Linked DNA regions of Homo sapiens: region 1 is linked to region 2. A link is a loop called in an ENCODE intact Hi-C map of the cell type or tissue named here. Cell type or tissue: CD4-positive, alpha-beta T cell. All regions are shown on one strand. Each heading gives the region's core, and the rest is flanking DNA. Links, peaks and the distances in the headings are about the cores only.

Evidence for each region. Peaks named below come from ENCODE experiments on the same cell type or tissue, not always from the same donor. Only the 100,000 strongest peaks of a DNase experiment are listed, where the experiment ranks them.
Region 1: a loop joins it to region 2, with 2.2 times the contacts of the local background. A loop is called at or near these places in 7 of 110 quality-filtered maps.

The regions. Positions count from the first base shown.
Region 1 is chr4:108,336,677-108,348,817 of GRCh38, reverse strand. No RefSeq gene overlaps it. Among named protein-coding and RNA genes, the nearest start is that of LEF1, 170 kb to the right of the region's middle. In CD4-positive, alpha-beta T cell, for the core only: no CTCF peak of the experiment used is centred there; a DNase peak (open chromatin) is centred at 6,037; H3K4me3 peaks cover 292 bases; H3K27ac peaks cover 875 bases.
Region 2 is chr4:108,025,316-108,037,456 of GRCh38, reverse strand. HADH (hydroxyacyl-CoA dehydrogenase) reads right to left here. Exons shown (of 8, transcript NM_005327.7): 6 at 9,697-9,769; 7 at 4,165-4,281; 8 at 2,286-3,218. The coding sequence ends at 3,100. Among named protein-coding and RNA genes, the nearest start is that of HADH, 41 kb to the right of the region's middle. In CD4-positive, alpha-beta T cell, for the core only: a CTCF peak has its summit at 6,919; DNase peaks (open chromatin) are centred at 6,926, 7,356 and 7,956.

The sequences.
Region 1 (12,141 bases), core at 2,476-10,475, 310 kb before region 2:
AGACTAAGATATTTAAATAAGATATGGATTATATGTGTGCACTATCTTATAAACCTAATGTGAGCTACAATTTTGCATAGATAATATCCTCACCTATGGTAATTGAATGAAATTAGAATATCATCAACTTCTTTCCATTTGTGTATTAAACTTTTAACTGACTTGACTATAGAGTGACAAGGTAAACCAGACCATGCAGACATGGGAGAAAAGTCTAGTCAGCTTAGAACTGGTCTTTTCAGCTCTCCATCCCTCCTTTCCCAGGCTTTCTTTTCTCTGTCTCAATGTCCACAATCTAGAGAGGTTATAGAAACTTGGCGATATGCCTGCACATGTTGGCTTGCCTTTCTTTTGAAACCTTTAGAAAAAGTTCTGCCTGCAACTGAGTTTAAACCCTGAAAACAGTAAAGTATATGACATATTCCCTCTGGGCTCTTATTAGGAAAAATGTTTATCTCAACTACTGAGGTCTCAAGGCTCTACAGAGGTTAATGTCTTTCAAAGAAGGCTAAGGGGACTCCATCCCTGCTTAAGCCAGCAATCCCCACTCACATGGGCGTATTGCACACGCAGCTAGCTCTTGGAGGGCAACAGGTGTCTACTGACAAGAATAATGGGAAGAACATATGAAGGGTCTAGAAATTTACTACATATACATTTTAATTTACTTTAGGGATGGCAGCTAGAATTTTCTGGCAGAATGCTGCTCTACCCTTGGGGTTAAAGGTCTTCCTGCCCCAGCAGAAACAGAAGTAAGCTCATTTTCACCAATATTTGAAAGGATCATGGGAATAGAATAGATGATCATGGATTCCTTTCAAAACACTTTTAAAAAATCAATTACTCTTTGGAACATCAAAAGCCATGTAAATCCATATTACATATTGTAGGAGCTTAATGAATAATTGTTGAATGAAGAGATAAATATTAGAGTCCAGGAAGAGATAAATATTAGAGTCCAACAGACCTAACATACATAGCTTCTAATCAAGCTTTCGAGGTACTAGATTTTTTCAGGAGCATAACTCTTACCATATCATTGAATGACATTCTAGGGTATTCCCCCTTAAACAATTCAATACATGGGTTTGAAAAAAATGTCCTTAAACTGATTCTGCTTCTTATTAATTGGTTTAAGTGCAGTCATGAGGCAGGTTATCCAACTACAATGTGCTGTTTTCTTAACACGTTTGTTGATGGATTACTAGCTAGGATTTTTCTCTTTGTGCGCATCTCACAGCTAAGAACATTACTGTAATAACACATAGCATGAATGTCATTTTTCTTCTCTTTTTCTTTTTTTTTTTTTTTTTTTGAGACGAAGTCTTACTCTGTCACCAGGCTGGAGTGCAGTGGCGTGATCTCAGCTCACTGCAACCTCCACCTCCTGAGTTCAAGCTATTCTCCTACATCAGCCTCCCGAGTATCTGGGACCACAGGCGTGCACCACCACACCCAGCAAATTTTTGTATTTTTAGTAGAAACAAGGTTTCACCATATTGGCCAGGATGGTCTCGATCTCTTGACCTTGTGATCCTCCTGCCTCAGCCTCCCAAAGTGCTGGGATCACAAGCGTGAGCCACCATTCCTGGGCCAATGTCATTTTTCTTTAGCATTCACCTTGTCTTATACTTCTTCCTTGCCTGAAGTCACTATGCTTCTTGATTACACTGTCAAACACTTTGTTGATGAGGTGTTATAGTTCATATTAGGTTACTAAAAGGTTGTCATGATTTTAAAAAGTTAAGCTAAAGAAAGAAAGGATGAATGCTGCATACATCCAGTGAGTCATGGTGGGGAAGCGGGAGTCCTTGCCATCTTGCAAAACTGTCTGAAATGCATCAGGCAGGGTCTCAGCAAAAGAAGAGTCTGATTCAGAAAAGTACCTTGCTGGAACAGTGATGGAATTTAATTCCCAAAATTGGGAATTAAATTATCCATAAAAAGGTCTACTGGAATGACATAGGCATGGGTTCAAATCTCTTAAAAAATTATAACAACTCTGCTTTGCCCTGTGAGAAGCCAACTTTGCTGATCTTGGGTCAATCATTTAACTTCTGTGGTTTGGTGTCTGAATCTATAAGAATAATAATTCTGTAACCCTTCACAGAGACATGGGTATGATAAGTGAGCTGCCGTTAAAGGGCTTCTGGTGCCTTGGATATAGCTTTAACGTTAGGCTATTTATTTGATTGGTAGGTGAGATTATCATTAGTTTGAATGGAATTCTTATCTCTGAAAAGACAAAGCTGTACACCAAACAGTGGTGTTCTTAATTCAAAGAAGTTGGTGCACTTAGTATGCTGCAGTAACATTTAATACTCTTCTTTCACTAAAAGTAAACTTCTTTAATAGTGAGCCCCATGGTGTCTTTGTGCTCTGCCCAAGCTGGTCATAAGCAAGGCACTCCTTAGTTCCTAAAAGCAAGGGCTTGTCTATGTCTGTATGTGGGAACAGTAGCATTTTAATTCTCTACACAGAGTTTGAGAGTTGTCTCCTTTATTTCCTGTTGACTCAGCTATCTTCTTCCCACATTTTGGGGTTTGTGGTAAATGAAGAATTTGTATTTGGCCTACTGGAAACAAGGCCTTTGAATAAGCTGAGAATCATGTGGACCCTGTGATTTTTCTAAATAATCTGAAATTCTCCTTTTCTCATAGATTCATCAACATTAATAAGAATTATATATGCATTTGCTAAAAGTGGGACCTCAGTGATAGGAGAAAACTTACTATGAAACAAAACACAGTTTTAAGGTTCCCAACTTCCTTGAAATTCCTTCTAAAACAAACCAGCCCTTGTGAAAGATACACAAAGCCTTGTTTTGTTTCCACAACTTTTCTCTCTCTTGAGAGGCAATAGACCTCCACCAGGGAAAGAAATACTCAAACCCACAATGAGAAAAATAGAAGCTGTCTATGCATATCCAAGCACACACTGCAAAAGTACTTGATGTAAATTTGACCCAATTCATTTAATATTTTTGAAGAATTTTACAAAAACTTTTCTATTTTCTATTTCTCTTTCTCTTTCCTTATCACTTACACAGTTATGGGAAAAAATTCATTGAAAGTATGTAAATGTTCACAATTTTAATTTTAAACTTCCCAAATCAAAAGAATGAACCTATTTTAATCATTGCCATTATACACGCATACACACACACACACACAACATTTTAACCATTTTAAAGTGTACAGCTCAGTGTTGTGCAACCATCACCACCATCCATCTTCAGAATGCTATTTTCATTTGTTTTTTGTTAGACACAGGACCTCATTCTGTCACCTAAGTTGGAGTGCAGTGGCCTGATCATAGCTCATTGTAACTTCAAAGCCCTGAGCTCAAGTGATCCTCCTGCCTCAGACTCGTAAGTAGCTAGAACTATGGACACATGCCATTATGCCCAACTAATTTTTGAATTTTCTGTGGAGATGGAGTCTCACTATGTTGCCCAGGCTGGACTCAAACTCCTGGCCCCCAGCGATCCTCTCACCTCAGCCTCTCAAACTGCTAGGATTACATGTATGAGCCATCATGCTCAGCCCAGGATTCTATTTTCTTTTGAGCATCAGTGTTTAAAACTATAATCCAAAGGAATTATTCTGGATCTTAGTATAAGACTGGGAGTTACTGGATCCAAGTACAAGAATAGGAGAGTTTTTCAGGGATAGGTCTGGTTCGGGGGTGATTGAAGTTTGAGTCCAGCTGGTGGAGGTCTGTGTCAAGCAGAAGGAGGAGGCAGCTGTATGGCTCAACATAGACAAGTCTCTATTCAGAAGACAAACAGGCTATCTTAAGTCTGAGGGACACAGCACACTATGATGGGAAAATAAAGGTGAAGTCAGTGGCAAAACTCCCGAGGGGTGATAGAAATCAGCGTACAAGGTACAGCAGGAGTGGGAAGTTCTTCAGGTAGACCTTCAGTGGATTAATGTCCAGGAGTCCTTCTGATCTGCATTCTTTATATTGTTTTAAAAGACAAAAGCATCTTTTAAGATGTCATTACTAATCAGTTTATCTTCTTCACTCTTTTGGCTCCCATTTCCCCATGTTTACTAGGGAAAGAATAAACTCCTTTTCCAGCAGTCATGATGCTATATTTCATCATATACAAGGTATTTTGAAACAGCATTTTGGGTAGGAAGAACTGCTACCTAAATTCTGCTAGTGAAGACAATATCCTTTCTTCCTTCTCTCCCCTGGTCCATTAAACTTATTTTTTGCTTCTGTTAATATGCATTGGAGTTTTGTGGCTGCTGTTGACTGGTAACTGGAAAAAGAGAGGAGTTTTGGTGAGGGCTTTCCCAGAGGAGTTTGAAGGGAATGGTGCAGTATTCGTTTCCCAACTTTTTTCCATGAAGTTCTTTTTTATGAAAGGGGATAAACAGAAGCTTACAGAACTATGAGACCATGAGCTTAGGAGCTATGTGATAAAATGTGGCCCAAAATTATGGAGAAAGTTATTTTCTCAGCTTCTGCATAGAAGCTAGTATTACTTTAATATGCCAAAGACGGAAAGCTTCACGGCTTTTTTCATGGGCATTACTGTTCACATAATGGGCAGAAGCAACATTTTTCAAAGTGGCTTCATGGCCAGCAGACATCACAGTTTGGAACCAAAGCAAGAGAAGAGTGGAGTGGGTACCATATGATGACAGTAGCAGACAGTCTGATTCATGGACACAAGTAACGCATCCATCTAGGGATTTCTGCAAGCAACCTATGGACACTTTGAGGAAGGGCTTAGAAACCTGCTATCGCAGGGTGGAGGCTTTAGGCTAAGTGACCTTTGGGTTACATTGTATTACTCCAAAGTATTAGATTGTTCATTTCTAAATTTTCTCTGCCAAGTGGCAAATATACTAATTATCTAAAATATGGAACTGGCCGGGCACGGGGGTTCACTCCTGTAATCCCAGCACTTTGGGAGGCCAAGGTGGGTGGATCACTTGAGGTCAGGAGTTCAAGACTGGCCTGGCCAACATGGTGAAACCCCGTCTCTACTAAAAGTACAAAATATTAGCTGGGTGTGGTGGCACGTGCCTGTAGTCCCAGCTACTCAGGAGGCTGAGGCAAGAGAATCATTTGAACCCGGGAGGTGGAGGTTGCAGTGAGCTGAGATGGTACCACTGCACTCCAGCATGGGTGACACAGCAAGACTCCATCTCAAAAACAAACAAATAAATAAATAATAAAATAAAATATGAAACTTACTACCTATAGGGGTCAATATCTCAACAAAGCACTAAGATTCCACTTGGAAGTATCCTGTAAATATTTATTTGCCGGCCAAAGATATGGCACTATATCATCTTAAAGTGGCAAAGATGCTGGAAGATTTCAATTCCGTGCAGGATGCACAAAAGTTAATTCATTCACCTGATAAATATACTCTGAAATTCAATTATGAGCCAAGCTCTAGAGGTAAAAGTATGAAGCAGCATCTGTTCTTTAGACTCAAAGACACAAATTTGAGGATGATCCATGTAAAATATGAGCTACATGTAAGGCCAGAAGAGTGCTGGTGTGGAGAAAGCATCAGCATTGGAAGAACAGAAAGAGGAGGAGGAGTCCTCACGAGGGACACAAGAGCATTGGCAAAGAGTGTTCTCTACATCCCAGAGTCCCTCTGCACGCCATCTTCCCTGCAGGGGCACGTGGGACATCTGGAGATCTTCTATGCCAAGTGGAGGGATTTAGGGAGGACACAGCCCATATCAGAGCTTCCCTCTACCTAAACATGGCATTTTTTTCTTTTGTTTTCTTGACTGTGGTCACTCCATGTTACCAGGAACATTGTAAGGAACAGCCTTATTTCAGAGTCCCAGTTGAAAAGGATTACACAATTCTTTCAGTTCCAGGATTCCCAGATCTTTCCAGGAGATCTCCATGCTGCCTCCTCACTTGTACCCAACTTCAGTAAGGTTTTCAACCCGCAGTCACCTCTCAATGTCCTGGTGTTCCTATGCCTCTCGCATCAAGTTACAGTCCTCCAGCCCAGCAAGAGTTTCTGTTTTGTTTTGCTTTGCCTTGTTACCCTCTGGTTTGACAGGAAACCGCCATACATCACAGCTCATCATCCATCCTCCCCACTCTATGGTTATCACTATAAACTATGCTCTAGTTTTCTATTTTATTTCCTTAGAACCCACAAATCCTCTCCTCTCTCAACAAAGCCTGGATCTTGCAAATGAAAATCTTGGCTTTCACATCTATTTTCCCTGAAATGAGTTTCAGAGGCCTGTTTTGGAAGTCAGAAGCTCAACACTGACTCCTTTGTTCTTGGCTGGCTACTACTGCCTTCCCCCTGAAGTAAGGGGTGCTCTTGGCTTCAATGGGTGGCAGGAGGAATGACCAGAAAGGAAAAATACATCCAATAATATTTTAAAATATTGTCCCATTATAGAAGAACATCAGATAGCTGCTGAGGTTAGAAATCCTGAATTTGTAGCAGTGCTAATCTCACAGTTGCATGATTTTCCCTAACAACACTCGGAAGACTGAGTTTAAGCCTGGACTGATCTGGGGTGGGGTGTTTAAAGGCAAATGATTTGACAAGACAATGGATGGGCCAGGTGCAGTGGCTCACACCTGTAATCCAGCACTTTGGAAGGCCGAGGCGGGCAGATCACTTGAGGTCAGGAGTTTAAGACCAGCCTGGCCAACATGATGAAACCCCAATCTCTACTAAAAATACAAAAAAAAAAAAATTCGTTGGGCATGGTGGCGGGCACCTGTAGATACAGCTACTTGGGAGGCTGAGGCAGGAGAATTGCTTGAACCCGGAAGGCGGAGGTTGTGGTGAGCTGATATCATGACACTGCACTCTAGCCTGGGTGACAGAGAGAAACTCTCAAAAAAAAAAAAAAAAAAAGACAAAGCAGTTGAAGCTATTGACAAGTGAATGATTACTAGATAAAGTTGAAAGGCGGCTGGAGGGTCAAGAGGCTAGAATTTTTGGTACTGGAATGAGTAACGTTCCTAAATTTATGAGTGCAGAGATGAAACAGTTTATGGAAATTCAACTCAGGTGGGGTCGCAATCAAACATGTAGAAAAGCATCTTGTTGCTCTCTAAATTATGTTATTTTATGGATACTAGCAGTTACCTAAAACTTAGTGCATTCTTTCTTTTGCATCCCAGTTTGTATGCCACTGTACACTACCGTGGGTGGTTGCTGCCAGCATGAAAGGACTGTACCAAAGTCTTCCATCCCCTGCCTTCTTACCACTCCCCACCCCAGTACCTGATCCTCACCTTGTGGAGGGCTCGGTGCACCACACCCAGGGAAGAGCATAATGTTGGTAGCACTGATGTCAGCTCAGCTTTGGCTGGTCTTAAATGCCATGTCTTCGGCTGCTTAGCTTATGGAAGACAACTAGAAGATACAAATAATAATTGATATTTATAAAGCATTTTATAATTTACAAAATCATTTTATTTATCTATTTTTTAACCCCCTTGTTGTTATTATACCTATTTTACAGATGAGGAAATGGAGGCTCGGTGAGGCTAAATGCAAGTTCACAAAGCTAATCTATCCTTTTCATCCCTCACACCTGGCCCAGGTACCATCTCCTTGCCTGACATGGCTTCCAATCCTCTTAACTGTACCCCAGGTTCATCTTGCCTGAGCTACCTCCTGATCTGTACCTACCCCCCACACACCTCTTTGCGTTGGACTTATGGCTCTCTAATGTAACAACTCACCTGTCTGTGCACTACCCAGGCCCAACACCTGGCACAGAGCGTGGCTCCTGCCAAGCCATCTCGAGTGGTTTCTTCAGTGAAGATGTGGGCAACCTCGAAAAGAACACAGAAGGTCAAGAGCATCTGTGAATAAACCACGGCTTTCCCTAGCCCATTTGTTGGCAGCTCTCAAGCTATCAGGGGCTTCCAGTCTGCAGGCTTACAGATTGATTTGTGAAAAGAGAAGGCCTCAGGGCTTGGATTGACCAGCTGAGTACACTGCAGGTTATACTACAGGGGAGACTGGCATTTATGAAATGGAAGTTTCACAGGCAGATAATCTCTCCTGGACCTTTGGGCTTGAGGAAAAAAAGGGCAGGAAGGAGAACAGAATTTTTACAGCCTTGTATATAAAGATCTTCTTGTAAAACCAAACTTCAAAGGGATAGAGAATATCGTTCCTTTCCAATGAGTTCATTAATTATCACAGCATCTCTGCAAGGGAAGCACACTGGATGGAATATTTCTCAGATGAAGAAACTGAGTGTGAAAAGGTTTGATTATTAGCAGACTAGAAAAATATAACATCATACTTCCAGGCTCCTCTTCCAGTGTGCCAGCAACCTCCACCAGGCCATTTAGGCACTCGTTAAAGAAACATTTATGGAGACCCTGCTTTATGCCAGGCACTGTGCAGGGAGACAGGAAATATGGTCCCTGTCTTGGAGGGTTCCACATGTCACTTGGTCACCAGGGAAGTTTGCAGAGTCTAAACAGGCAAACAAATACCTGTGACACAAGGTGCTAAGTAGAAGGATAGAAGAATGGAGAAAGAGCAAAGAAGTCGCAGAAAGGAAAGTGATGATTATTTTTGCCTGGGAAGATTAAAAAAGACATTAACTGAAATCTTTAGTTCATCACAAGATTTTGACAGCCGGCATTAGCAAAGTTCTGGATTAACCCTTTGAATGAATTTGTTAAATGAGGATAAGCCTTCCCTCCACATTACTGTGTTTTCACAATCTTACAGAATTTGTTATCCACACCCCTACCTCCACCAGCAATTCAAATGTGCTATGAAGACAGTTGCCATAATCCCCAACATTTACTCATTGCTTATCATGTACTATACTAATGTTGTTCCGTGAACTATCCCATTTAATTCTCATAGCAAATCTATAAGTAAAAAATGTTTGTGTCTCCATTGTACAGATGAAGGAGGTTAAAGGGATTAAGTAACTTGCCCAAGTGTTCACACTGAGAAAAATCAGATTTCAGATCACTGGTATTTAAGGAAGAGCAGCCCTTGCTCAAATTAAGGAGGGTAATTATTTGTTTTGGTTACACGTCTATTGAGTTACACAAATTAGCATTCATTTTTGGAGCTAAAAATTAATTAATAGCATTTATTTAGATACAGTTAATATTCACCTTTCATATAAATTTTTCCTGTTTCTCTCTTTGTAACACCCAAACTGCCCCTCCTCTAAAAAACACTCTTAATAGAAATGTAAATAAAATCACTAATTGTATGTCATATTATGAGCTACATAGTTGAGCTGATGGACAATAGTTCCCCAAGTTCAAAATACCTTTCATCTACGCATTAATGGTGACTTATAAAGAGGCAGCTTGGGTTTTTTTAAGCTTCAGCTCAAAATATCCTTGACTGGGTGTGTTAAACCAAAGCACCTAATTAGAGATGACTTAAAGTAATACCTTCCTTTGTCACTTAATATCTTCTAACCACGAAAATCCTGAGGTTTTTACCTGTACCACAGAAACCTCACTTCCAAAGACATGATAATCACTGTAGGCTTTTAGCCTCCTGAACTCAGACAATGTGGAACGCCAGGACTCATCTCCACCGTTACTATAATGGAAAATTTCTGATTACCGCAATCTTCCAGCAGAGTTAAGTAGAATCCCACAACAAATATCCATTTAGAGAAAAGTGACTCACCAATGAATTAATTATTCAGAGGATCAGTGTAGATGGCATTTAAATGCTCAGTTTTTAGCCTCACATTGCCTGGGTTTGAATCCCATTGCCTCTACTAAGTATGTGACATTGGGCTAGTTTTTCAAACTTGCTAAATTGAATTTACCTCATTAGTAAAATATAGATGATAACTGGTGGAGACTGAAAGTTGCCCAGAGACCTAATGGGTTTAGATAAGATTTCAAAGAAGCCTGAATGTCTATAAATAAACGACCAGTGCCAGCACTGAAATCCTTTCTCTCACAGTAGTAGAATAATGGCTGAGTACATGCCTGCTCTACCAGACTGTATTTCCTTGTCTCTCTTACAGCCGGGTGCAGCCATGACTGAATTATCTCTAAGGGAGTAGGAATGGGAATTAGGTCAGGACACAGGGATCCTGGGGGTGCACTCCTCATGCTCTCTTTCCCCTTTCTCCTGCCTATAGATGGTAACAACTGCAACAATTATGGAAGACACATGCTGAGGAACCACCCCAGCATCCTGGGTCCCTGGATGGAGCAGAGGCATATATTTACGAGACTTATGAGAAAAGCAGACTTCTATCCAGTTTGAGTCATTACATTTTGGCGTATTTATATAATAATAGTATCTAAATTATAAAATACTTACAAGGGTTGAGAAAGGTAATTCATGAGCTCTTAGCACAGTGTCTGGCACTTCATATAACAAAGCATCAGCTATTCATGTGAGAGATAGTGTAGGGGGTAACAGGGGAACTTTGCACCCAGAATCTGTGTTCAAATTCCGGCTGTTTCTTAAAAACCTGTTTAAACAGAGAGATGCTTTGTAGTAGGGAAAGAACGACATGAGAAGTTTCCTTCTTATTCAGGATCTGGCTGAGAAAACCTGTGGGCAAAGTTAGGGATTCTTTGCATTATCATCCTGATGTTAGTTCATTTCTGCAGTGAAACCAAGCTACTGCAGAGTTCCAAGTGCTGTGACTCAGAAGCTCTCAGCTGACCCAGAAAACCTTCAGCCAGATTATAGAAGACACAAGGTCAAATAGATAAGAATCTAAAAGCCAAACAGAAGCCTCTAATTAATGCCAACAATCTGCTCTTTATAGCTCCAGTTTGGTCACTAGTTGACTGTTAAATTAACTGTAGTTCATTTCCTGGTACAGTCAACTTACAATTAGACATAATAATGAAGGGAAGTAATGACATTCATGATTTAAAATAGCAAGTAATACAAAAATAATTTTATTTGGCTTTGGAATTGTCGGCATGTAGCACATACACGTATATTTACTCTTTATCATATACACAGGGAAATGCCCCCTCCCAAAAGAATTGAAAACAATTGGCTATCTCTGTTTTTCTGTTGCTAATTTTCTATTCCTGTGATTAACTTTACACAGGACTAAAATAAAATTATTTGCTTTCTTACTAGTGTGATTATGTGAAATCATTCCTGGACTGGTATTTTATTAAAAGACATTCAAGCATCTTTTAAATCTTAACTTGACTCATCAGGTTTCTTGAAAATGTGAACTGTATTTCCTCCAGCACAATCACAAACTCCATTCTGGTTGGGGCTGAAAGATCCTGTCCAGGATGCTGTTGTCCAGCTACGTCTCTCTACCCACTCCCTTCTGTGTATGTGCCCTATTACAAAAGGAGAGTCAATGGAGAGACCTGAAATTCTTTAATGAACCGTTTTCAGTTTGGTTGTTTCATTTCTAAGGAGCTTCACTTTTAGTGGGGCTCTTCAGGAAGAAAGGTATTTAAGGACTACAGGAGACGATTTGTTTCCTAACCTTTTGACCCAAGTCAAGGGTCTGGTTTTCTCCAGGCACATTCTATTATCAACAGCAGGATATACAAGACCACAGAAGTGTACAGAGGGGATAATTAACATTGGGAGGAAAAAAGTAACCTGCACTCCATAGCTACTGATAAGAAAGCAGCAGCATTGCCTCCTAAATCAGCTCCTGGAAACTCAAAGAAAGTTGGGTGAGTAAACATCATTTAATATATTCCCCTCCCTTTAAATGTTTCCCTTAAATTCTCATATTCTGCTGGTGTTAAAAGCAATTTGGTAACATCTAATAATGGGGAAGATATATGTCCCTAAGGACCAGCAATTCTACTCATATATATTTATACTGAATTATCTCTAAGGGAATAGGATCTGAGCCAAACAGTATAAATGTAGACAAGCACTTACCTATACACAGAAGAACACACACAGGTATGTGTTTACTGGGGTACTATTTAAGTAGAAAAAAGTAGAAATAGTCTAAATGTCTACCAATGAGAGAACGGAAAAATTAATTCATGAAATGGACATTCAAACTGCAGTACAAATCTATGTCTCTTTGTTTATAAAAATGTATAAATATGACTAAATATAAAAACATAATATTAAGAGAAAAAGCCAATGGTGGACTTATATGTTAAATATAATACCACTTATATAAAAACCAAATTGTATAAAACAAA
Region 2 (12,141 bases), core at 3,277-11,276:
GAGTTAAAACGATCCTTCAGAGAACTCCATTTTACTAAACAGAATTGAAGTCTAGGTGATGGCTATCAGAGGCTCACCATCTTTTTCAGCAAGTCATCTCATAAGTTGCCTGGTTTTCTTCTTAATCTCAAACTTTCACTTGTATTATAGGTAAATAAAAATATCACTGGCCGGGTGCAGTAGCCCACGCCTGTAATCCCAGCACTTCAGGAGGCTGAGGTGGGTGGGTCACGAGGTCAGGAGTTTGAGACCAGCCTGACCAACGTGGTGAAACCCCGTCTCTACTAAAAATATAAAAATTAGCTGGGCGTGGTGATGTATGCCTGTAATCTCAGCTACTCGGGAGGCTGAGGCAGGAGAATCGCTTGAACTCAGGAGGCGGAGGTTGCAGTGAGCTGAGATTGCGCCACTGCACTTCAGCCTAGGCGACAGAGCGAGACTCCGTCTCAAAAAACAAATAAATAAATAAAAATATCACTAAGGGGAAGCATAGGAGAGAGGAAAAAAAGTGGCCAAGTACGGTGGCTCACGCCTGTAATCCCAGCACTTTGGGAGGCTGAGGCAGGCAAATCATGAGGTCAGGAGTTCAAGACCAAACTGGCCAGCAATGGTGAAACCCCGTCTCTATTAAAACTATAAAAAATTAGCCAGGCATGATGGCACACGCCTGTAGTCCCACCTATTCGGGAGGCTGAGGCAGGAGAATTGCTTGAACCTGGCAGGTGGAGGTTGCAGTGAGCCAAGATTGTAACACTGCACTCCAGACTGGGCGACAGAGCAAGACTCCATCTCAAAAAAAAAAAAAAGTATCCTCTTGACCTAAAACTTGGTCTTTACTTTCAAGTGTCATAAAAGATTCATGACGGTTAGGAGGCAAGTTTGGGGAGGTGAGGAGAACCAAGAGCAGTGACACCAGGCCCAGCAGCACTGCCAGGACCCACCCTCCCTCTTGAACAAGTGCTGCCAAAACACAGTGGAGGATGATGCAAGGCACCTGGGGCTCTCACTGAGGCTCAGTTCTTAACCACAGACTGAAGCAAACAGCAGCAGCGGGCCTATATTTGGAAGCAGAGAACCTGACTGACATGACCTTCCCTCCCCCCGCCCCAAGAGCTCTCCGTGGCAAGCAGCTACGTTCACCTGAGAACGCAGAGACATGGAGTTGGGAAAGAAAAAGCTACTCCCTCACCTCCCATGTCTAAAGGAAGGATGTTCAAAATTCCTTCCTGGTCCCAAACACGGTGCATGGAAAATATTTTTTGAAAACGATAAAAGGATATTGAGAGGCTAGGCCTTTTGACTATTTGGTAGGCTTAAAGTGTATTTTAAAATGCCAGCCAGAAAGACTGCTGCAGCCCCTACCTTCTCATCCCGGCAGTCTGATAGTTGCATTGCTGAGTTACATCTTTCCTGGAATTCAGTGGTCAAGAAAGAACCCTGCCATTTCCAGGACAAGGGCCTGCATCCTATGGGGACTCTGGTGAGACAGTAAGGAAGTGAAGCCCCCACTTAGGCCCAGGGCTCATGCCAAAGGTCAAGAGCCAGCCTGAGAGAGCAGGGAGCTGTCAGACCACAAGGGTAACCTTTAGCGATGGAAATGCGGGTGGCCTCACAGGTGCTTCCTTTGGTTCGTTAGGCAGCATTTTATAAGAATAACCTAAAAGTGTCCTACCCAGGTTCTATGTGCGGTACAAATGCACCGATGTATTTATTTTCCCACTATGTTATAGATTCAAAATTTTTAAAATTAATAAGCTCCCTTTTATCAGTCATAAAATGAAGAAAAAAAATCTCTTGACTATTAGACCTATGACCCAGAACACCAAACAAGGATGCCCATTTTAGGGAGAGTCCTGTCTGAAATTTTGGATCGGAGATTTTCAAATGGGCTATTTTGTACTTAATTTTATCAAAACCTAGTTCTAGTCTAGGCTATGTGACAAAATATCTAGTGACTTTGGGCACATCCCTTAAGCTTTCTGCTAATGAGGCTATTGGACCTCAGGATTTCTGATGTCTTTCCAACTCCAAAATTCTATCTTGGAAGACACTTTCTTAAGCCAATGATTAAAAGAAGCTTACGTTACACTACTTCACTTTGTTGGCAAAGAAGAAACAGATGTTCCTTAAAAATTGTTCTCTGTGCCCTTATTACTGCTTTCCTGGTAAGAAATCTGGCAGCGACGGCCCCAGGCAGGTTTTACACAAATGCCTTGTCCTGCCATTCCCTCCCCGTCACTCCCACTTTAAAAATTAACAGCAGGTCAAAGAAGAGGAGAAATAGCTTCTGCCTAAATTACCAACTTTTACTTTTATAATCATTTGAGTGTATTACAATTTTATATTATACATTTTTTTCAATTCAAATTTTCAGACTGAAACATTGTTATTTTAGTAGAGTCAATTTATAGGCAATTTGCAACAGTGATTTCTCATGGAAAAAAGACACAGACAGACAGTAATCATTCAGATCTGTGGAACTGAATGACCATGAAAACCGACCTCCTGCAAACCATGCAAACAGAGATATGCTGACCCATTCAGCAGCAGCATCTTCACGACGAGCTGAATAAAGACACATCTTATGTCATGCCCAAAATGTAGGGCAAGACTCAAAGCTGCAGGTAGTAAAATGTTCTTATAAAGGCAAGATCCAGGTGCTGCTCGCTGCAGTGCTTCACAGACTATACCACTTGCTTGCCAGTGGCTTGTGACTCTCCCACGCAGCAACAGTGAGCATGGTGCACTCGCACTCTCAGAGGAAGTACTTTCCCGTTGATGAGAGAAGGAATCTAGGCAATTCTTCACAAAAATGACAAGGTTCAAAAAACATGTTTGCTCCAAGGCACCAAGGGTGTAAAGCTGTTTAGAAAATACACAGAAATGAACAGACTAAAAAAGGGAATTATTTCTTAATGGAGAATCTATTACTGCTGTAACTGGTGTAATAATCACTTCGATAGATTACAATCAAAATGCACATTTATTAAACTGTACTGTGTGAGGGAATGTCTGACCAAAGAGCATTCCCACAGGCACTCGGGGCACTGGCTGGAAAGCGCTCTCAGGTGTTCTTCTCAGAGCCGGAGAAGCTGCACATCACTTGTATTTGTAAAATCCTTCTCCAGTCTTCTTGCCGAACTTGTTCTCTGCTACCAGCTTATTTAAGGATGGGCTGGGCTGATGTAATGGGTTCTCTGCATCCATTTCATGCCACCCTATTGAGCGGAGGGAAGAGAACTCAGGATGAAGTGCTGGGTTTATTTTTACATCTTGGCATTTCCAAGGACAAGTCTGGAGGCCTGCCTCTGATGTGGGAGAGCCCCCCAGGCATGGCGCCCCTCCGGCCACCACTGCAGAGGCACCAAGGAAGGCTGTGCTGGTGCAGCCACATCAGCCCCAAAGCTGCTGCACTGCCACCCACCTGTGCTGCCTGAAGCCTGGCCCTACTATGGTCCTCCTGCTTATCCAGTGTCTTCTCAGAAATCACTACGGCCAAAGGCCCAAGTACACTGACAGAAGCCATTAATTTGCTGGTTGGATTCATCACTGGCACAGTTAACTTTCAGAATACACGTTAAAAAATCTGCATTCCTGCCATTGGTATTTTGCATCCACATAAGATTCAAAATTTAATTCTTCAACTAGCATTCTGTGAAACTTGGGAACAGATAGCTACATTCAACTTCAGTAGTCCAGTTTTAATTATTATTTTTACCCTGTCTTCAGAGCTTTTACATTACAATGGATATATTTTTTAAAATGGATGTGTATCTTGCTTGCAATGGAGGTTACACAAATCTATTGATGTGATAACACAGTGTACCAGTGTCAATTTCCTGGGATTTAATATTGTACTATGGCTATATAACCACTGGTGGAAACTGGGTGAAGGGCACACACACAAGACCTGTCTGTGCTATATTTGTAACTTCCTGTGAATCCATAAAGGTTTTTTTTTCTTCAAGGTCACCCTGTTAAAGAGACACTAGACAGTCACATTCTTCCTTCTCCTGACATCTGTTCATGAATTCTCAACCTGGTGAGGCAGGATTTTGGAAGGTCTTTATTAAGACCCCTGCTAACTTTTTTTAAAAAGGCATTATAATTTACAGTTCAGAAAAACTACCTCAATTAAAGACAACAAAAAATTCCAATTCCTACCATCCACGATGAACTTCGTAGTATCCAGTCCGACATAATCTAGAAGCTCAAATGGGCCCATGGGGTAACCGGCTCCTAATTTCATAGCAGTGTCAATGTCTTCTTTGGATGCGTCACCTAAGGAGAAAACGGCAGCACTGGGTCACCACCACCTTTCCTTGAATTCTCCCTATCACAGGATTAGCCCCAGAATTACTAGAATTTTATATGCTTGCACAATAAAAAAAATGCCTAGACTGAGACTTTCTGGCTTGGGTAAGATTTCCTCTCTAAAGTACATGCCAAAGAGGTCATAAGACTTTGTTTTTTTTGAGACAGAGTCTTGCTCTGTCACCCAAGCTGAAGTGCAATGGCACAATCTTGGCTCGCTGCAACCTCCGCCTCCTGGGTTCAAGTGATTCTCCTGCCTCAGCCTCCCTAGTGGCTGAGACTACAGGTGTGCGCCCCCACACAAGGCTAATATTTATATTTTTAGTAGAGATAGGGTTTCACCATTTGGCCAGTCTGGGCTCAAACTCCCAACCTCAAGTGATCCTCCCGTCTCAGCTTCCCAAAGTGCTAAGATTACAGGTGTAAGCCACAGTGTGTGGCCCAAGATTTTCAAAGCTACGCACCACTGAGGTGAATTTTGGAGTACTGATACCCTGTTCATGGAGACAGAAGTCTCCATGCCTGAAACTTCAGCTACTTTCAAATACATTGGGATTTTCCAACTCTGGAATCATTTATTAAAGTATAATTTAATGCTACAGCATATTTTTGATTTATAAATAAACTTTCTTAAAAAGAAAACTAAGCTTTCTGCTTTTGTATGTATAGTTATTGTATGTATTCTTTCCCCCAGTTTTTTGGGTTTTACAAGTAAGGAGTATTCCCCTGGCATCACATTTCACACAAACCTTTTAGTCAAGATACCTTTTAAAGAAAAGCCCAAACCCGAGTTAGAATCACCACACGTTTGGAAGTCTGTTGAGTAGACTACGACAAGGATCAATGTGCTTTTCCCTTGGAAATTTACTATGTCCTTTGGCCCCAAGAGGCCTTTATGGAGAACAATCTGTTCCCTTTCTTTGAAATCAGAAAAGTAGAATAGTCTGCAACAGGTGGCTATCTAGAATTTTGTTCCAAAGCATTAAGAAGTCAATCAGATCAAAGCTAAAGAAAAGAGGGAAAAATGTTAAGACACTCAGAGAGAAACTACTTAAACATCGATAAAGAAGATATATTTTTAAAAGCAAATAAATTACTAAAGTAATTCCAAAGGATTTCAAGGCATTTTAAGGTGACTAAAATACACCACAATTATTTATTATGGTTGACATTACTAATAACTACACTAATTAGGATTAGAGACGCCTGAGAAATCATGATTTGAGTGTTAGGCCATAAGAAAGCAAAGAAACAAAAATAATCATATAGGCAGCGTCATTCATTCATTCATTCATTCAACTTCTATTCATTATGTAGCAGGCACCAGAGATGTAGAATGAGACAAAGATAAACCAGACAAGCACTCAAGGTACTCATGACATAATGGGAGAACTCAGATGTGTAAGCCAAAAACTTCAACATAATAAGACCTGAAGATTCATGACTCACACAGCTCTGTGTGAGTAAAGATGGAGAGATTTACTCACACTGCCAGGGCTTCACCAAAACCACCCCCATGCCTGGGTCCTGGAAGGTGAAGATAATCCTGAGATGAGCAGACCAGGAAGGGCATTCTAGGTAGAGAGAACAGCACATGCAGAGGCAGGAATGGGAAGGAACACAGCATATTTGGGGTGTGGCTATGAAGCTTAAAAGTGGGTTCTACTCAGAGGATTTCATTAGGAAGCCCCGCAGCTTCTGTGCTGGTAGAGCCCTGGAATGCTGGAAGTGCCGGCCTCACAGGCTCCTCAGGCTTGGGATATGCTCCCTGTGCCTAGGTGCTGCCCTCAGACAGCTTCGGAGCTCAGTCTCTCACTTCCTCCAGGCCTCTGCTCAGGTGTCATACTTCTGACAGCCTCTTCTCCTCCCTGCATATATAAAAAAAGCAACTCCCTGCACTAAAGAAAAGGCCAGGACACTAGGACAAGACTCTTGCCACCCCTTACTATCTTCTTCTCCACAATTACTCATCACAACCTAACATGCTTATGTACTGGTTCATTTGTTACTGGCAGTCTCCCTGGGACAGAAATCTGACAGCATAATGGTTGCAACTCAGCTAAAGCCATTTAATGAAATCTATATTCAAGGACAGGACAATTAACCCTAGAAGCAACGCTGTAATTCCATATTCAGAGACTCACTTGAGGACTGTTTTATTTCAAGAAATAATATGAAGATACAGCACATGATAGAAAAATATCTAAATAACTCTACAAAGTCAGCCCAACTCTAAAGATCGTGTTCTCAATAATGCAGAGCAAAAGAGGCAAACTTTCAGAAACAGAGAAACAAAATACAGAGATTGGTGTGCCAAGTGACAGTTAGATGTGGAATCATGTTTTAAACTAATAATTCTTAAACTTCTTTAGAATCAAGTACTTCTGACAATCAGACACCCTTTCCATAAAAAATGCACATATAACCCAAATTCTGCGTCAACTTTAGGAGGTTCATTGGACACCCTCTCCTACCTCCCTCCAGTTAAGAGCCCCTAACTCCAGACAAGACAGCAAAGGAAAGCTTCCTCAGTGAACTCCAGATCAGCACAGCTGAGGGGCTGGGACTTGCCCAACATCTGCTTCTTTGTCTGGCTCAGCAGCACCACCTGCCAACCATTCTTAGCATGAACAACAGAGGCACTTAGCAACAACTCAGAAACAGCATTTTTACTCATCAGCAGCTGCCTATGTGCCCGCCCTACACAGCACCTTGGGACATATGAAGATGAGGAGGAGCCAGAGTGCCCCAGAAAAGAGAGTATAGTAAGGGAAAGAAAACACCTGCCATGCCACAGGGAAGACAGTGACAAGTGACCCAAGGGAGAGCCAAAGCAAGAAGAGTTGTGATGACAGAGATGATGTCCAGCTGGGAGCTCTGCAGACACTCAGGTGGGGCAACGTGGGAATGGCAGGAGTAGTTGGCGGTGATAACAGCAGGGGCAGAGGTTGGCCAGAAGGAAGGCTCTCTGGCAGAGCTTGTAGATGGCAGGAAACCAGAGAACCACTGAGCCTGTCTTGAGCAGGGGCGACAATGTGAGCAAGATGTCACATGGTGACTGGGGGGCAGGCTCATGGTGCTCCCAGGCCTGTTGCCAGCAGAGCCCTCCTGAGAAGAGCTGACCATTTGGCCCCACCATCCTGCCCACACTGGCCATTAGGAGTGGGTGCCTGGCAAGGGCAGCAGTCCACTGTCAGACACAGCCTATCCAGCCTCTGTCCCTCTGACTCACAGGAGTGACAGTGACTGGGGCATGCATCAGGCCTCAGTCACAGTGTGAACGAACAAGAGCAATAGGAAGAGTGAGGACGGAGCTGGGATACTGGGAAAGAAGGCCCAACATGGAAGCCAAAATGAGTGGACAAACAGCAGAGCAAAAGGGCGTGAGCCTCCACGAGATCCCATGGGGACTGGCAAGAAGTGTTAGTGGCAGAGGCCCGGTCATCCAGGAGGCCTGACCTACAACAGCACACACATCCTTCCAGAGAGCCTGCACCACTCAAGGCAGCATTGGCCAAACCATGTGCCTGGAACCCCAGGTGTATCAACAGTGGGGTACAGAAAATTTCTCCTTGCATGAGTTCAGAAACAGTCACAGAGCTCCTGCCGAGGCTGTGCAGGGGGTGTGTGGGCAGATGCAGTAGGCGGTGTCTCAACTTCCTGGACAATATGATACTTTCTCAGTAAGTGCAGTAGCGGGGACCAGTCAGGAAAAGACATGAGTAGCGTGAATTACTCTGCTACCTAAGGAACCTCATGAAGGCAGCCTGACTGGGATGGGGAAAAGGTGGGATGAAGAGGTGGAACAGGCATGACAGGAAGGAATCAAAAGTGATGAACAGATGTGGCAGACGAGAAGGAGCCTCCAGATGCTTGAAGCTTCAAGGTGGAACTGTATGAACGGAGATGGCACGGTGGGCATGCTCTGAGCACTCCTCTGTGTTGGCTGAGAGGAGGGAGCAGGTGGTGGGCGGGGGGACATGGTAAGAGGCCTAGGGTGTGACTGTAGTGTGCAGTAGGGAAGCAGCACCCACCCCAGGCAGGACACCCAGCAACTTCAGAAGCAGATTCTGAGAAGGTGGTGGAAAAAGAAGCAGAGGGACCAGCAATGATAGGCTGTTGAAGCCCATGCCCAGAGCAAGCTAAGAGCATGTCCTGAGGCCAGGTCCTGCTCTTCCAGCTTCAGCCCACAGGCGGCCAGGGATGGTGAGGGCTAAAGGGCATGCACCTATGCAGAAAGGGACCACAGACAAGAAGAGGGCTTTCAACTTACCATCTGATACTTGGTGCATTGGAGAATGCATCAAATGGACAGTGAGGAAAACACCATTAAAAGGTGGATCTCTCACATGCTACATTCTAAAACATTACATTTTGTTAAAAAAAAAAAAAAGACATACAACTGCCTTTCAAGGTAGGGTAAAATGCTCTGTGCTTTCTTTGAGGTGTAATTAGGCATATTTGTTGATAGATAAACCAGAACTGTTGGTTTGATCTTGGAGCAAAAGTGAGGCAATTGCTTCCATAAACCATAGAGAAAAGTTTTAATATTTAAAGCAGATTTTGAGGAAGCAAATGTGCTTTCATCTCTCTGGAAGAGCTGGTGTAAATGTTTTGTTTAAAAAATGACACTCTCAGGAGTGAGCATTTATGAATGAAGTAATTGAAAACAATTACACTTGCTTTTTATCCAGTCCTATTAAGGCTTGTTTGCCTTTGAAGCAGACATGAGAGCTACCTTTCCAGAAACCAGGGAGGGAAAGCAGGCAGGAGAATGCAGATCAATTTAGAGGCCTGGACCCTGTCCCAAATCTGATATTTCTACAGCAGAGAAAAGCATTCTTTGTCAATCAAGTACTGAGGAAAACTGTTTACACCATTCTTAAGGTTACAAAAAGTACATCATGACATCACTCAGTAAGGACAGACTACTAAAAACTGTCCTTACCACATATCGGCCTTGTCACATATTTCTAATCACCTGTCAGTCACAAGTTTTAGAACCTTAAGGAACTTTCAAGATCTCCTAGCCTAGTGATTTTTACATTATGATTATTTTTAAAAGCAGTAAACCTTTTAATCAAAAGCAGAGATCCAGGATATCAATCTGGGCCGGCCATGCAATTGCTCTGGCTGGGACTGTAGTGGGGGTGGTGGGAGTTCCAGAAACCTTTCTCAGAGGCCCACAGGGAAGCCAGGAGGCCCTGGGAAAACAGTGAAAAAGGTACCAGGGCTCAGGGTGCAGCTGAGCTCACAAAGCTAGAAAACAGACACTGCTTCCTCCATTGTGCACGGCCCGACCCCTCCTAGAGACACTGAGAATTCCAGACAGTGGCGCCAGGAGCTGAGGTCTGCTGCTCCTGGCCTGGGTCAGAAGGATACCTCGTTCATACAGCCTGATTGCTTCCATGAGGTATGGAACCAGGAGGCGGTTCACAATAAACCCAGGAGTGTCCTGTTTTGGGAGACAGAAAAACAAAAAACTAGTAAATTTTCATTAAATGGTATCTTTTGTGAAGTCACCAAATTGCCCCTTCTTACCCTGGATCATGTTTGCCCCCATTTATCAAGCTGTACATTTTCAAAATTTGCAGCATGGCCTTATTTCTATCTCATATGACAATTTATCCAACAATCATAGTACTTAAAAAAACATTCAAACCCAGATGCCCCACTGCACAGATCCTGACATAAAGACAGATCAAGGCACAGGTGTGACCTGGAAGAGCATGGCTTTGGGAGAGACAGATTTGGGTTCAATCTTGAATACTCTCTTGGTCCTTCTGTCACTCTGAATCTGTTTCATCATCTGTGAACTGGGGGTGACAGTTTGTCTCAAAGTTGTGAAGATAAATCAGAAAACACATAAAATGCTGTACACACAGCCCTACACCCATCCCTTTATTCCTCCTCTTTCCTCCCAATTCCCTTTCAAGAATCGACAAAACGTCACACTCCACCTTGAATGGTCCTCAAAGGAGGACTGCTTTCCAGGCTCCTTGGAGCCACTCCTCGGCTACTCAGCAACTTCTCAGGTTCCAGCGCACACTGCAGTGGAGCTGACTTGAGGGCACGTGCTCCGACAAAGGAGCAGAGCCTCTGACAGAGAGCTGGCCTTTCACGGCACACCCCCTAAGACCTCTGCATCCTGCGGTGACCCCTGTGCCACATATGCCTTTCATCCATTTCCCTTCTCAGTAACTAACAATAATCATCTCTCTGGAGGACAGGTGTGGGATTTGGATTTTATCTACTGATCTCTTCCGGGGACTTGTAGAGAAAAGCAGGTGATTTTTTTGTTGAAGCTGATTTCCACTAGGCAAATGGTGCCTCCTCTTTTGTCAAAAGGCTGTGATCTTCCTGAGGGCAGAAATCCTCACCCTGGCCTGAACTCTGCATTCTGTTTCTAGCACACACCAGGTACTTCCTTAATGTCTGAATTACAGATGACCAGGCACTCCTCACAGAGCTAACCTGACTGCATGCGGGGAAACTGGACAGTAACACAAAGGATGTGAACCTCCTTTAACCCTAGGCAAACTGAAACCAAGCCCTAACCCCATCTATTGCCACATGAGCACAAAGATGCACAAACAAGTTTTATCAGCTTAATTAAGATTATGGAACAATACAGATTTTATAATTGAGGCAAAAATACTCTTTTCAACTTCAAAAGGTTCACTATAGACTCAAGATAGGGTACCTGAGAACATGAAGCTCCAACAGTTAATATCTTCTACAGAAAAAGCTCATAGAGCTCAATAAGGAAAAAGTGCCAAGACTCATTAAATATTTAAACTCACTGGCCAGTCGCAGTGGCTCACACCTGTAATCCCAGCACTTTGGGAGGCCAAGGCGGGAGGATCATGAGGTCAGGAGTTCAAGACCAGCCTGGCCAACACAGTGAAACCCTGTCTCTACTAAAAATACAAAATTAGCCGGGTGTGGTGGCACGCGCCTGTGGTCCCAGCTACTCAGAAGGCTGAGGCAGGAGAATCGCTTGAACCCGGGAGATGGAGGTTGCAGTGAGCTGAGATTGCGCCACTGCAATCCAACCTGGGAGACACTGCAAGACTCCATCTCGAAAAATAAAAAAATAAATAAATAAACTCACTAGTAATCAAAAAAATACGCATTTTTGCCAACAAGATTATCAAAGGTTTTTCCCCCACTGTAATAATATTTGATGCTATTGAGAATGCAGAGAGACAGATGCTATCAGTATATTGGTGGAATGTGAAAAGACACAGTCTTTTTTTTCTCTTGGCAGGGTCTTGCTCTGTTGCCCAGGCTGGAGTGCAGTGGCATGATCTCAGCTCACTGCAGCCTCCACATCCTGGGCTCAAGCGACCCTCCCACCTCAGCCTCCCAAGTAGCTGGGACCACAGGTGCACACCACCATGCCCAGCTATTTTTCTGTAGAGAGGGTTTTTGCCATGTTGCCTAGGCTGGTCTCGAACTCCTGGGCTCAAGTGATCCACCAGCCTTGGCCTCCCGAAGTGCTGGGATTATAGGCGTGAGGCACCGTGCCTAGCAGGAGACACAATCTTTAAATAAAGTAATTTTATTTTATGTAATCAAATTCATATTTTTCAGATTATTTATTAAACACATTTTATTTACTGTACTTACTGTGTGCCAGGTACTGTTCTAAATACTTTAAAAATATTAATTTATTCATTCCTCATAATAACCCTGTGACAGAGGTACTATAATTATCCTTATGTGAAGCATGAGGACACTGAGGCACAGCGAGGTTAAGTAGCTTGCCTAAGGTTACACAGCTAATAAGTGCCGGCACCAGGATTTAAACCCAGTTGGGCTAGT